Linked DNA regions of Mus musculus: region 2 is linked to region 1. A link is a loop called in an ENCODE intact Hi-C map of the cell type or tissue named here. Cell type or tissue: gastrocnemius. All regions are shown on one strand.

Region 1 (8,000 bases):
AAGACTCTCTGGCCCTGAGCTCCTGAAACATCTCCACTCAGCTCACTAAGGTCCCACTGGTATGTCATTCCCACACCAACCCCGTGCTTCAAATCCCCCATGGTCTTTGTGGTGCACTTCTGGCAAACCCACACTTTGCCGCAGTACCTTTCTCTCTTGAACCCAGATGAGCTGCCGTGTGAAGGAAAACACAACACAAACTTAGTTCAGAAACGATAACTCAATCGCCGGGTGGAGCAACTAAAATCCTAATCTTGTAAGCCTTATTAAATCTAAATCCTCCAGTGGTGAATCCTGATGGATCTGCCATTGAAACCGAGAGACACTCATAGCTACATCTTGTCCTCATACTCTCCCCGGCCAAAAAAAAAAAAAGAAGACCTAACTCTCTCCTGCTTCCTCTCTTCCTCGGCCAACCCAGGAGTCCCACCTACTTGCCCAGTGATTGGCTCCTTTATTCATTAGGGATTGGTTCACAGGAAGTCACCTGAGTAAGACTCACTCCTTGTCCCCATCCCCTCCCAGAAGAACGGAATTAGCATCAGCATACACACAGCACCCGGCCCATCCACAACATTAATGAGGAAAGGACGTCTGCAAAACTTGAAGGGAACTGACTCTGCTTCTGTCTGCTCCTCTCTCTCCTGATCCGTTTCCATCATCCTCTCTGTTGCTTCCTTCCCTCTTTCTGCATCACTCTCCTCCCCTCTCCAGACCTATTTTCTGACAATCTCAAGTCACTACCATCTTTCCTCTCAAAAACAGACACAGGTCACAGACACACACTCACTTCTGAGAGACTAGATTTTAAATGTGAATCTTCTGCCTTGAAGTGGTATCAGGCCTTCTTCCATTTCTATTTCTGGAACAGATTTTCATTCACTTGTCAAATATTCATCAAGCACTCACTTTTTGTTTCAAATACTGTCCTGTTTTTTTAAGTCCACTATGATAAACAAGACCAGTGTGGTCATTGTCTTTGTGAAGCATACAACTAGTATTTTAGACTGATGTTAATCAAGTAAATAGCAAAAAGGCATAAGGACCTCCATATATCCTCATAGTGACTATGAGGATATAAAACAGGATACCATTGAAGAGTCCTGCTTACTATATATCGGAATTCTTTGGAATAAAACTCAAGAGACAGGAAGGGTGTAGGAGACTTGCTTCCTTATGTGAGCAGCTAGGAGTGCCTTCAGCAGTGAGCAGAGCAGCTGACAGCAGCATCCCAGAGTGAGATCCCTGTAACTGAAGAACTGAGCAGAGAACAACTTGGGTGAAAGAGCAGGGGGTGAGTGGAGACAAAGCTGGTGAGACTGTCAGGACCCAGATCCTGCAGCAGGCTCTTGTAGACCAGCGAATCATGATGAGTTTCTATCTAAAAGCAGTGAAAACCCACTGAAGGTTTAGGCGAGAACTTGTTTATCAAAGATTCTGTTATGTGGAGGCCCTCTGGCGGAACTCAAGCATGGAAGCAAAGAGGGGCTTATGGCAGCAGCTCAGGTGACAGTGATTTCTGCAGCTCCTCCATCTAAAACAATGTCCCTCCACCTGGTGGCTGCCTTATGCCAAGCAATCCCTTGTACAGACAGGTAGTAGCTCACCATTTCTATACTTCTCTGAACAGTGCTTAAATTGGTTTTAGAATTTAGAACTTTTATAGTCTCGCTCCTACCTTAGCTATGTCAAGTGTATGTGCATAGAGCCTATGCATGTCTGAAGCCAGAACTAAACCGATGCCTTGTATTTGTGAGATTCAAGAAAGTCGGGGACCTAGGGTGACACCATGTGATGACAATACCATCCATCAAGGAGAGACACCGAGGAGGCATGGAGAGTAGCTTGGAGGGAAGGTTCCTGGTGTTTAGTTGAGACATCGGAAGGTGACAGTGCACTTTTCAAGGAGAGATATCAAGAAGGCAGATGGAGGGACTGGGGTAGAGCCACTGGGGAGGACGGAGCTCAACAGGAACACTTTCCATAGAGCTTTACAAGTAAGAGAACACCCAGGAAATGCTATGGCGAAGAAAAACTCCTAAGACTAAATCCCTGATGAGGTCGGAGAACAGGAGGCTAGGTGGCATAAAGCTCTGAGTCCAGCCTGTTTATGGAAATACTCAGCCGTGGTATATGAAGGTGAATACACAGAGGTATCCTCTGGAGCTGACACTAAAGCACCACTGGGTTCAGTGGGGTAGAACACAAAAACTTTTCCTTTCTCCTTCAGTTAAGTATTTGATTGCCTATTAAAATCCCTTGAAAAAAATCTTTTTATAGTAAGACTTGCATTTGTAGATAAGCCCATCTTCTAGCTTATCATAAAGAGTGATTGGAGATAGGAAAGAGGAGAAGGACAAAGAATAAGGCTTCAGAGACGATCCCAGGCCAAGCCAAGGGCAGCTACCTCCATGTGTGAGTTAATCTTTCTCATGGTCTGACCAGAACTCTCCTGTTCAATACCTTACGTGGTTCTGAGGAACAAATGCTAAGTGCTCTGTTGGGAGATGGGGCCGGTCGCCTTTAGGCAGGATGGCCACTAAGGTCTGTGTCACTTGATTTAATCTTATTTGCATGTCAATAGGCTGGGACAATTTTCTCACTCAGTAAAATGGGTAAAGAAACCCAAATGTTACTCTAGGGTGCTCATTCAATAATTTTGGTCAAGCTACTTACCCTCTCCCTGTGTCTCAGAAGTGATTTCAGGCCAGCTCATTGCCTCGGCCATATGTGATATAATGGTGGGAGTACGAGCTATTAACATGCAAACTGTCATCACCATGGTCCTGGGCACTAACCCCCCCAGGTCTTTAGAATTCGTGTTTAACTGTTTCAGGCATATTTTCCTACACTGGCAAGTTGCTGCTTTCTATCAAATGCTAGTCTGATTTTTAACTGTAGCCCACAGTAGGGGTTTCCACTGAACACATCGACTAATTCCAGATTATTCCGAAGGTAACCAAGGATACTTGGTTTCCAAACTGAAAAGATTCATGGACATCAGTTTATGGAGAGAAGGAAGATAAGGCTGTACTCAGAGTGACCTATTCAGATCTCACAGCAAAGGACAAAGTGTGTGCAACTACTCTGATAGTTTAAAGGTGGCCAGAACTGTTGGGGAAGAGAGCAACTCCACTGTCCTCTTCCTGTCCTCGTCTAAGTCACCATCAGAAGAAGTACCATATACACATCTCAACTTTAAAACAAAGCAGGCTCCTGGTATTCATGAGCTGGGCGGACTCAAGATCACTAACCTTACCACCTACTAGTGGAAAAGAATCAACAGCCACCCAGAACTCAATATAAATGTGGCTTCTTTGTGTCCCACTCATATACTAATTCCTTAGAGAAAATAACATTCTGAGAATTATAAAACTTAAGATCTTTTCAAAGGTCATGAGACATTTTCCTCACAAATATCAAGGGTTCCTGTATTGAATTTCCCTGCTTGATTTTGCCTTGGGGTAAGAAAATTCCAGGGAAATGTTATTGCTGGTGGTCATAACTAACTCACTGAATCCAACACATCTGCCCCCTACTTGGTTTCCGGCCAGTGTTTTGTTTTATGTTATATATACTTTTTTGGAAAGTCAACATAGTTGCTTGGAAGGCAACAGAGTAAATCCTCAATGGCCTTAAAGCTAGGCTTTCTAGAATCAGTCCCGTTTATCTTAGTCTAGGAGCCATCCATGTTAAAACTACAAAAAAAAAAAAAAAAAAAAATCAAAGACAATGATTTTCTTTTCGGGCAAGAAAGCAATGATAGTTTTCAGATGAATCAATCCAAATCCCAAGGTTATTAGGCAATTGCTGAGAACTATGCTTTGAGCGACACCTAACGGCTGAGAAAATCACACACCCAACTCCTTTGAGGAGGACTCAGATCCATCCCAAGAATCGCAGAAGGCCTGCTAAAAACAGAGGAGCACCTGGTCTCTATACTGCTGGGACCTGCTGGGCTGGGTCGCTGGGCAACTTGTATTTCCACAGTGAGGTCTGAGAACCGGTGATTTATTGCCAAGTCAGTGGCCATGCTAGGCGTGACCCCAGAAATTAAGAGCAGACTGAGGCAAAGGGATTAGGCCCGAGCTGTGCCTTGAACTCTTGAGCGATGGCTGCCCGGGACGGGTGGGGGACGGAACCCCGGGGTGCGGCTGGCTGCCCTCTGGGCAGTTGAGGGATGTGGCGGGGCCCTTGAGAGCAGCCGCCTGGCTGCCAGCCCGGGTCCCCGGCATGGGGGTGGGGGAGTTAGCTGGAGCGCGGGGACGCGGCGCGCCCTAACGCCTGTGCTTCCTGTCCACAGACGAACCCCACGCCTGGAGTGCTGCCGCTGCCGCCGCCCCAGGCCTGCCGGAAGTAGGCGTCTCCCTCGAAGACATCCTCTCTCCATTCTCTCCATCACATCCAGCCCCACCCTCCGACCCTTCCCACCAGATAGGCCCAGACCCAACTTGGGATATCCAAAGGGAACACGACGTTAGGAAACCAAAGGAGCTTTCGGCCGGCGGCCAGAAGAAGCAGCGCCTGGGGGAGCAGAGGGAGCGCTCGGCGAGCCCGCAGCGCAGTGCGCGGCCCAGGCTGGAGGAGGTGCCCGGCGGCCAGGGGCGGCCCGAGGCCGGCAGGCCCGCCTCGGAGGCGGCCGACGGGAAGGAGGCGCTGCGCGGCCGGCGTGAGGGCCTCGGGGCCGCGGGCGCGCGGGAGGCCGAGGCCAAGGTGGGTGTGCGCTCGGGGGCCCGACCCGCAGCGCGGCCCACGGGGGGCGGCCCAGCGCGCAAGGCGACGATGGCGCCGGGGCCCTGGAAGGTGCCGGGCTCCGACAAGCTGCCGGGCGCCCTGCAGCCTGGCGCCTCGGCCGCGGGCAGATGAGCCCCAAGGCGAGGGGCCCCCGCCCGCCTCCACGCAGGCCGATCTTCCTGGGTTCCGTCTCACGGCGTTTTAATTTATTTCCACTGTCACACGCATAGATCTATACGAGGCGCCGAAGCCCGGGAGCGCCGGCGTGCGACGCGCGTAGGCGGCACGGCACGGTGTGCGCGCAGGCAGACCTAAACTGATCCTAAAGCCCCCGGTTCCATGGTGGGAGCTTTGGCAGCTACGGAAGAACCAAAATCACGCAAACATCACAGAGAGACAGTGCAGTGTAGCTTTAGATTCAAAAAGAGAAAAAGAAAAAAGTTCCCCCCACTGCATGAAGGATTTGGATGTCATCCAAACTTTATATCAAGAAACTGGACAAGTTCAGAGCAATCACAAACTGGAATATCGCCTTAAAAAAAAATCAAACTGCACGGAGCAAGCGGAAACTGAGACAAGATTATATCTTTTAATTGATCTAAAGTGTTGTAAATAAATCGTTCTTGACATATCTAGACAGGGGATAAAGGGTTTCTTTGAAACATCCAGAACTGTTCTCCCATGCTACGTTTCCATGGCTCCCCCTTCAGCATCCACCAACGGTATTAGCAGCAGCGTCCCCTGCCTACTGCAGGATGAGTTAGAAACCTAGTGAATTCATTGGTGTGATGCCTTTTTTACTGCCATTTCTGTGGTCAAGTCACATTTCTGTACATTTTCAGTAGTAGGGAAAAAAGGTTTTAAAAATTGTATCCTAGGGAGCAGTTTGCCGTAAGTCAGAATTTTGCAGGTTAGCTCGTAGATCCTAATTGGTTGCCTCTAAAATAATGAGTTTGATAATCAAAAGACCATAATCTGTTTAATCGAGATTGACAACGCTGCAGTTCCTTCCTGAAAAGGCTTCCTGTCATCCCAGGCACTCAGAGATACGTAGCTGCTCTGTTAGCAATCTTCTATTTTACCTATTTGATTGTCTTATTTTAAAGCTCTTCATTTGCACTTTGACAAAGTATTTGTCCTATATTTCTCAAATTAGAATCTCTAATATTGAAAGCATTATGATAACTAATTTATTTTCATTAAAGAACATAAGTCCTTTGGCATTCCTTTCTGCTTTCCTTATTTGATCTCCTTTTTGTTTCCACCTGTAGCTTTTCGCCTCCAATTTGCTAATGCTTTTTGTTACACTAACAATCTATAGATGCACCTTTATGTCCCCGGGTTACCATCGCAGGTCAGCGATTGTCCCTGCAGTAAAAACTGTCAAACGTTAACATTAGTCAGCTATCCATTGGTATTTATTGTAGCTGCACATATTTAAAGACAAAATGTCTGAAGGCATTTTGTCATGAATATGTTTTGTATAACTGAGGCTTCAACTCTTCAGATATTCTGCTCCTTACACAAGTACTTGTTGAGTAAGAGGGAAGCCGGGTCCATCACGCCAGGTCACATGTAACTGCTGTCTCAATGAGTCTTCCCACTCTCTGGACACTACCTAGTTTAATTTCCATCGTACATAAAGATAGTTGTTCCACAAGCAAATATGGTCAGAAGCCTCAAGTGAAGGGTATTGCAGCTTGTAAAAGTAATTTCCAAAATGAAACACATTCATCATAAACAAAGCACAAACACGTGTAGCGGTTTATACTTTCGGTTTAATCTCAATTTGTCTTTTTCCCCTGGACTAGAAATCCAGTATAGTTTGCCATTAATTTATTGACTCTGGGTTTGGACCATGCTCTGTAGTGTAGCTGCACGTACGTCCTGGTACTGTGTCCTCTGACCTTTACGTTCCATAGGCTTCAGAAGGACAACCGTGGAGATCACCCTTGCATAAACTCTAATTTGCACACTTCACAGCTACTACCCGTGCAGCAATTGCTTTATGCGGCTGTAATCCATAACCCGTGAAGACAGCACATCATCTAAATCTCATTCCAAATAATATTTCTGTGTAGTGTTAGCTGTGAATTTACCCTGTACAGCTGTATCTCTATAAATATAATTCCATGTATTAATAGTCACAGAAAGACTGTAAGTGAGCAACTATTTTTATGAAACGCACCACTATGGATAAATTAACTTTTACAGAAATCTTGTTTACTGTATGATATTCTAAAACACTGTCAAATAAAATATATATCCAAAAATCTTTTCTTTTTCCAGCTATATAAACTGTGTGTTAATTTTAATTTAGTAAGGAATAGGGGTATTATTATTATTATTATTTTGGTTTGGTTTGATTGTTTTGTTTTTCAAAACATGTTTTCTCTGTGTAGCCCTGGCTGTCCAGAAACTCAATCTGTAGACCAGGCTGGCTTCAAACTCACAGAGATCCTCTGCCTCCCAGTACTGGGATTAAAGGCACGGTGCCACCACTTCCTGCCTCGCCCCACTGTCACCTCCCTTGGCTTTTTAAAGCTGCTCCCCCCGCCCCTGAAATGTCTAAAGTATAAGTTTAATGACTGAAATAGAACTTCTTTGAGATTTGAGTCTGGATGCCCTGGCAATACACAGAAAAACTGTTTTGGTTTGAGGATTTGGGTTTTGTTTGTTTTTAACTCAAGTAAACTGAAACTATCCAGTTAGGACTATCTTTTGCTTAAATCACGACTTGGCTGTGTGTTTCTGCTGTTTACTACATTGATACCTTAAACCCTCTTATGGAAAAAGTTACAGTATCAACAACATACATAGCAGCAGTATTTAAATCCAAAACCAGTGGCTGATTGTAGGTTTTACCTTGCAGAGGAGCAAGTTGCACCTGGGAGTGTCATGGAGTTTGTGATCCAAGAGAACAGTTCTCAACTGGTGCTGCAAGGACTTTTCCACATTACACCAATGAGAGACCTAAAATTCCTAACCTGCCAATCTTTCATTTCAATACTATTTACTATATTAAAAAGCTCACACATCAGTTTCAGAGAAGAGGGGCAGGAAGTAGGAAATCAAGCACTATTTGAGATGGTGCAGTTTTGTCTTGTTTTTAAGGTTAACATGGTTAATTTACATTTTTAAGAACCAGTGAACAAGAAGGCTCAAGCGCTACTCTGACAAGCCACCTGCAGGCTGCAGCTGCCTCCAGCCTACCAATTTGCACCAACACCAGCCGAAGCCGAGGCAGGGAAGCTTGGATGGAAGCA
Region 2 (8,000 bases), 65 kb after region 1:
GACACTAGAAGATCTTGAGCGGGTACAGCATGGCAGTGTTAAGTGGAAAAGGGTCTCTGGGCTGGAAGATAAAGAGCAGTAACTCCAGAAGCAAGAAGTTCTGTGTGCCAGATTCTCAAGGAAGAGACGGGGTCTCATGGAGGCCAGTACTAACAGGGAAAGGGGGTGGGCTACAGAGTACATGGCCTTGGAATCATGGCCTTGTGAGTTTCTGGGCCGTGGAAAGTGAGAGGGAGAGTCCAAGTCACATTAACGCCAAGCTCTGGATTGGACCGAAGCAGATCAAGCATTGTGACTGTCTCTGCTTTACAGTTTAATAGTTCCTGCTGTCAGCCAGACCAATACCTGAAGATACCCAATACAAAAGATTAAGCAAACAGAAAACCATCAACTCATGGCATCTTTTTGGAAAAAAAAAATAGGGGAAAGATGTGTCTGTGTTCTTTCTCTTCTCTAACACCTGTTGTAATAAGACTTTTGAAAGAAAAACTTTTAAAAGAAAGCAATTAATAATTATCCCTTTCTTGCCTCCTCTGAACCTTTTTGATGTCCAATTTCCTGTGAGGTACAGTCTACAACCAATCAATATTTTAGTTGACAGTGGAATAACCCTATTACTGGGTCACAACTAATTTCATACCATTCTCTAAAAATTTAAAACTCTTAAGTAGTATGCTCTATTAGTTATAGAAATTGAGATTCTTAAATATATTTTTGTTTTAACAACAACAACAAAAAAAGCAATACCATAAAGCAATGGCGAAAAGTCCCATTTCATTATCCCAAGAGCAAGGCATGGTGGCATACTCTACCCCAGCACTCGGGAGGCTGAGGCAGGACGTTGCCACAAGTTTGAAGTCACCTTGGGAAACACAGTTAATACTGAGCAAATCAGAGCTACAAAGTTAAGATCCTGTTACAAAATTAATAATAATAAAAAAACTCAATCCCAAGGATATTATGACATCAAACACAAGACTATAGTCTTTAATTTATCAAAAATAATTTTCAAATTAAATACTGATGACCTGTATATATATCTATGTCTATCACTGATTTTCTTCCTTTAAAAATAAGGTTTAGTTTTATTATTGATTTTTAAGCTAACATGGGTCACACAGAAGACTGCTTTATGAAACATAAAATAAAAAGAACTTCTGAGTTAATGTCTAGCCTTCTTTTGTGAAATGGTTCCTAATATTCTAGATGAAATAGATTAAACACACACACACACACACACACACACACGAATCCATATCTATAGTATAGTAAAAGTTTTCACATACTTTTCAAATCAATTATTTGGGCTACTTAAGCAATGACAACAAAACAAACAAAAAACCTGTGCACATGTGCTCGAATGTCATTTGGAAGCCACTTAGGCAGGCAGAAGGCAGACAGAGAATAGGGTTCATGGCAGTGTAGTGCAGCGCAGCACACCGTGCACAGGCAGGGCAGGCAGGGCAGCGCACCCTCCACAGGTCTCACCTTCAGCAGTTTCGTAGCCAGCTTTAACACATTATTCACAAGGGTCAGCTCCTCCTTTTTGTTAGGTTTCTTCTCCATTTTCAAGTAGAGGTTTATCTTTTATATAAAAAAGCCCCATAGGCAAAATCATTTAAGATGGCAACATATATTTCTCTTTTACAATGTTGGGGACTAAACTCAGGGCCTCATGAATGCTACACAATCATTTTACCAATGAGTTATATCCCCAGATCTCAAATGCACATTCTTAAAAAGATCTGAAAGACGGTGAGCAAAATATTAATAGTGGATCTCTGAGTTAATGTTATAAATGATTATAATATTTAACCATTATTATACATCCCAAATCTTAAAATAAACTTATTTTACAATAAGAGAACTTAAAACTTAAAAAGGTAAACATTGTATTCTCAGGGCCAGATCAATTTAGAGAATGAATAGCAACAGAATAAACTCACCAAATTGGCCCATGATTTTTTTATTATGAAAGTGATAAAAAATATTTACATACCTTTCTTATCTACTCCCTAATAGATACTTTTGGAGTACCTGCCCAGTTCAGTCCCTGTCTGTGAAAAGGCTCTAACTCCAAGCCTCTATCACACTATCCTTACCCATCTGATACACCACAACTCCAACCAAACCAACAGTCAACATATGGACTGGTGGGACTAACAATGTACAGAAGTTCTAGGTGCTATGAACTGGACAGCTTCTAATGTCAAGGGCAGAAGTCATATGAAGCAAACCCAAACCACATGTAAACCAACACGGGGTAGTGAGATACAGGGCAAACTGGACAGGAGGTGCAGAAGGCAGGCTGAGAAGCATCAGCCTCACAATCAATTTGAGGGAGGTGGTCATCTGTCTGTCTGTCTGCAAGAGACCCAGTGATGTCAGAGATGATTATCTCTAGTGGTCACTCTCCTCTTCACCTAATCAAGAATACTGACTATTTAAAATACAAGCTCTCCCTAACTAAAACATTCCAACAGGCTCATTAGCAAACATTTCTTTTGTACAAGTCTTATGAAATTGCAAGAGGAAATATTTAGCAAACTCATATAAAATAAAATCAATTATCAAAATTACTATGCTTTATTCTGTTGAATAAAAATTTAAACGTATTCTAATGTGGTTGTTACACTGCAAAGCCATCGTGTCCCACTAATGTTTTAAAATCTATCATTTTTATAATACTACTTCCTTCCTGCCAAATGAAAATAGAACATAAGAACAGCAGATTACATTTGAAATCTGATCAGGCAGAAACACTGAAAAATGGCTGTGTACTATCAAAATTTAAGTTTAGCTTCATAGCACAAATGACCATAATCAAATAAAAACCATGCTCCTGAAAAATATAAGATAAGCAAAACTGTTTCAAGATAGTATATACATGGGCTGTCAGATGGCTAAATGGGGAAATATGTTCATGCCAAGGCTGGTGACCTGAGTTGTATCCCAAAATACACATGGCAGAAGGAGAGCCCACAGCTGGCAAGCTGTCCCCCAGACTGGAGACTGACTGACGGTGAACCCACCTGTTCCGTAAGTAGGATTGAGGTATTGCTGTATTTCTTGCTGGTTTCTGATCCAAGAGTAACGAACCTCAGGAGGAACAGCGTTAAGGAGATGCACCAGATCACCAGCTCCCAGTTATAGTGACAGTCAAGGAAGATCTCGTGCACGTGGAGCAGCTGGGAGGGAGGCAGAGAAACACTGGGTGAAGCAGCAGTGTGCGCAGTTTAGTTTATTTCAAATGTAGTGCTGTTTTAAAAACAAATTTATCATGAAATATTTATGCACATCAGAAGTATGAAGACTAATATAACCAACAGCTATGGGTTCTATAAGTTTTGTTGAATCTTAATTTTACAGTATGTACTTCAGATATTAAAAAAAATTTCAAATTCAGTTAAAACCTTGAGATATTTTTGTCCTTGATTTCTGAACTAACCCTCCACTCTACCCCAAGGTAAATTTTGTGTTTAATCTTTTCCATTCAGGCTCTTAATAATTTAGAAAATTTTATTCATCCTGTGGTTTTATTTCTCCTTTCCTAGTACTGAGGACACAGCACACCCAGAGCTTTCTGTAGGCTACGAAGTTCTGCCACTCTGTCATGGTGCCAGGTCATCAACCTTCAACAGTCATCTTTAAATATGTTATTTTATCTATATCTGGACAGTCAGTGCTATCACAGTACCCAACATCATATCCAAATTACTTTCTTTCTCATATTCATTTGTTAATTCTCCCAGAGGGAGGGAAGGAGCCATGTACACATGTCACAGTGCATGCATGTGTAATGACCAGGACTCAGCTCCCTCCATCCACCATGTTGGTTTGGGAACCCCTGCCCACTAGGCCACACTGCCAGTTCCTGCTTCTTTTTATTCCACTGAACCTTGTTTCTAAGACTTACCAATACTGAAGCATTCAAATTTAAATTAGTTCATTTTAACACGTATAATTAATTTGGTCTGCTCCAAAAAGTACCATTCAAGTTGTCAGTGTCTTTATCAGCAGCTCTGTGTATCCTTGTCCACATATGCAAGGCTTCCTTTAGGTACTAATCTGTAGGAAACGACTACTAGCTCATAGGTAGCACTTCCTCAACTTTGTTGGATGGAACTTATTTATCTCCACACAGTGGAATCACTGTATACTCAGCCATGTCTCCAATTCTGTCTGCACTCAGTTTTGTTTATACCCACCCAAGTCTTTAACATTTGCCACCCTGTGGGTATAACATGTACCCTACACGCTCATTACCTTCATCTTAACTTGCCCTGAACTTGGGGGAAGAAAAGAATGCTCCACACTCCTGGTAGCCACTGTGTTTCTCTCTGAGATATCTTTTTATATTTTATAACTTTTCCCGGTTAGGATGCTTTTCTTACTGCCTTGTGAAGATAGACTTGTAACATTCCCACTGATGTCAACATGGTTGGCCAGGGTTTTCCCAGATCCTGTTTTGTCACGGATGGTGCCCTCTGCAGCCCAGACTTTTTATTTGTGACTGAACTTAAAATTGTTGCTTATATTTCAATCTTTTTTCTATCTAGAATTTATTCTCAAGGATGAAATACTTTCGTTTACTTCTGTATCGTTTCACTTCCCTATCCCATAAGCCTTGATACATGACAACGCTATATCATGTATCTTGCATGGATTTGCAGAACTCTACTTCATCCATTGGACATTCCACTTCTCTATTAATGGCATAGTCTTCCTGTATCTTAGAAGTAATTCTAATCTCTTGTCAGGTAACTTGTCCCTCAAAGCTCTGGACTGTTCTTGCCTCTGTGCTTCCTTATCAACTCCAAAAAGCTTACCAAACTTAAACAAACAGAAAAGGTGTGTGTGTGTGTGGGGGGGGGGGGGGGTGTCACCCACCCATCTCCAAATTTTTAACCCAGAATTGTTCCTGTCTGAAGGAAATACAGGGACAAAGTGTGGAGCAGAGACTGAAGGAAAGGCCATCCAGAAACTGCCCCACCTGGGGGTCCAACCTATCTGCAGACACCAAACCCAGACACTATTGTGGATGCCAAAAAGCGCTTGCTGATAGGGGCCTGATATAGCTGTCTCCTGAGAGGCTCTGCCAGAGCCTGACAAATACAGATGTGGATGCTTGCAGCCAACCATCAGATTGAGCATGGGGACCTCAATGGAGGAGTTAGTGGAAGGGCTGAAGGAGCCGAAGGGGTTTGCAACACTGTAGGAAGAACAACAATATCAACCAACCAGACCTCCCAGAGCTCCCAGGGAGTAAACCACCAACCAAAGAGTTCACAAGGAGGGACCCATGGCTCCAGCTGCACATGTAGCAGAGGATGGCCTTGTGTGGCATCAATGGGAGGAGAGGCCCTTGGTCCTGTGAAGGCTCGATGCCCCAGTGTAGGGGAATGCTAGGGTTGGTGAGGCAAGAGTGGGTGGACAGGAGGGGGAGAACACTCATAGAAGCAGGGGGAGGGGGGATGGGACAGGGGCTTTCCAGAGGGGAAACCAGGAAAGGGGGTAACATTTGAAATGTAAATAAAATATCCAATAAAAAACACAAACAAAACAAATAACAAACAAAAAACCACCCAAAACACCTGTTTATCTGCATGTGATTGTGATGCCAACCATTCTCTGAGGACCAAAGATGGTCAGTACACATGTACACTGTCATAGAAAAGGGTCACAGTGAAACCCATTATTTTGTATGATTAATACTAATAAAAGTGAAAAATAAAAATTCATATTTTAGAGTCTGCTGAAAATTTAATATAATTTGTTTTCTGCATCTATTGAGGTAACTGGATATTTTCTCTTCATTGCGCAAATGAAGTTTGTAAATTAACCGACATGCATGAAACTATTAATTTAATGGACATTCTGAAGCTGAAGCTGGTGCACTGCCAGGCTTACCATCACTGTGCCATTTCAGGCTTTTCCTCTGTAACACTTTGGTGCAGGACTTTATATCTAAGAGTTTCCCCTTCTCATGCTCTCTCTGGCCTGACCTCAAGGCTATGTTATGACAAGAGCTAAGGAGGCGCTGGGGAGAAGGCAAACCGCTCGTCCTGAACGTGCGAGGATCTGATTTTGTTCTCCTGGAACCCACAGAAAAATGTGGGAGTTGTGGTAACACCTGTAACTGAGAACTCACAATTTTCAATTGTGCCAGTAAAATAGCTTAATATTGTTTTAAAAAAATTTTAAATATAAATGTTCTTTAAGATTTTCTAAACATGGGGCTGGCGAGATGGCTCAGAGGATAAGAGCACGGTCCTGAGTTCAAATCCCAGCAACCACATGGTGGCTCACAACCACCTGTAATGAGATCTGACTCCCTCTTCTGGAGTGTCTGAAGTCAGCTACAGTGTACTTATGTATAATAATAAAAAATAAATCTTAAAAAAAAAAGATTTTCTAAACATATACATTTCCTTATTGCTATCTGTGTTTGTCTTGATTATATTATAGCTAGATCATGTGTCATTTGATATTATCTGGGTATTAGTGTTTTGTTTTCTTGAGACAACCTTGCTAGCCTCTTGAACTCAAAACCTTTCTGCCTCAGCTTTCCAAGTGCAGGCGTGTATAACTTACACCCTGTCTAGCTGGTAACTACTTTGTGGCCCAGGACACAGGAAAGTTTTACAAACTGTCCTCATACATTATAAGAATTTCATTAATTCTAAAAAAATTCTGAGTCATGGTCTCTGAAATACTGAGTTCTCCCTTCTCTTCCTAGAACTCCTGGTAGAGTAGGGCTGAGCTGACACACATCTCTGTGTCCTTTTGCATTTCCCATCTCTATCTGTCCTGGACTACAGAGCATTACTTCAATGCCTCAGTTCACTAAATGTGTGCTTTGACTCTTGACTGTTTTCATTTTCGACTGAAATGTCAAGAACCGTTTGTTTTTGTTTTTTCCATTTCTCAGAGCTACTACTGGTTCTTGTAAAAATCTGTGTTCTTTTCTCACAGTGCTATCTGACTTTAATCATTTTAAACAAACTTGATTCCTGTTTAGTCTATTATCTGACAGTGTTGGCAAACAATCCTGCTGTTTATTGATCTGCTGGCTCATGCCGAATTTTTCTTCATGTTTTTGCATCTGTGTAAATTCTGTTGGATCAGGGTTAAAGTCATCCTCCAGGGCAGTGTTGTTTTACTTCTGCTCTGTATCCGTAAGCTAAGGACCACTTTTTTTTTTTTCCATTTTTTATTAGGTATTTAGCTCATTTACATTTCCAATGCTATACCAAAAGTCCCCCATATCCACCAACCCCCACTCCCCTGCCCACCCACTCCCCCTTTTTGGCCCTGGTGTTCCCCTGTACTGGGGCATATAAAGTTTGCAAGTCCAATGGGCCTCTCTTTCCAGTGATGGCCGACTAGGCCATCTTTTGATATATATGCAGCTAGAGTCAAGAGCTCCGGGGTACTGGTTAGTTCATAATGTTGTTCCACCTATAGGGTTGCAGATCCCTTTAGCTCCTTGGCTACTTTCTCTAGCTCCTCCATTGGGAGCCCTGTGATCCATCCATTAGCTGACTGTGAGCATCCACTTCTGTGTTTGCTAGGCCCCGGCATGGTCTCACAAGAGACAGCTACATCTGGGTCCTTTCGATAAAATCTTGCTAGTGTATGCAATGGTGTCAGCGTTTGGATGCTGATTATGGGGTGGATCCCTGGATATGGCAGTCTTTACATGGTCCATCCTTTCATCTCAGCTCCAAACTTTGTCTCTGTAACTCCTTCCATGGGTGTTTTGTTCCCAAATCTAAGGAGGGGCACAGTGTCCACACTTCAGTCTTCATTTTTCTTGAGTTTCATGTGTTTAGCAAATTATATCTTATATCTTGGGTATCCTAGGTTTGGGGCTAATATCCACTTATCAGTGAGTACATATTGTGTGAGTTTCTTTGTGAATGTGTTACCTCACTCAGGATGATGCCCTCCAGGTCCATCCATTTGGCTAGGAATTTCATAAATTCATTCTTTTTAAT

The links. Peaks named below come from ENCODE experiments on the same cell type or tissue, not always from the same donor. Only the 100,000 strongest peaks of a DNase experiment are listed, where the experiment ranks them.
Region 2: it touches region 1 in a loop (3-fold over the local background); 7 of 42 quality-filtered maps call a loop at or near these places.

The regions. Positions count from the first base shown.
Region 1 is chr5:20,697,767-20,705,766 of GRCm38, forward strand. Magi2 (membrane associated guanylate kinase, WW and PDZ domain containing 2) reads left to right here. Exons shown (of 23, transcript NM_001170746.1): 23 at 4,304-7,025. The coding sequence ends at 4,360. Among named protein-coding and RNA genes, the nearest start is that of Gm52763, 20 kb to the left of the region's middle. In gastrocnemius, CTCF peaks have their summits at 3,845, 4,569 and 5,485; DNase peaks (open chromatin) are centred at 3,897, 4,320 and 5,451; H3K4me3 peaks cover 1,957 bases; H3K27ac peaks cover 1,714 bases.
Region 2 is chr5:20,762,726-20,770,725 of GRCm38, forward strand. It overlaps Phtf2 (putative homeodomain transcription factor 2), which reads right to left. Exons shown (of 18, transcript NM_172992.3): 15 at 3,033-3,188; 16 at 1,489-1,584. Among named protein-coding and RNA genes, the nearest start is that of Gm52806, 10 kb to the right of the region's middle. In gastrocnemius, no CTCF peak of the experiment used is centred here; no DNase peak of the experiment used is centred here; H3K4me3 peaks cover 465 bases; H3K27ac peaks cover 2,491 bases.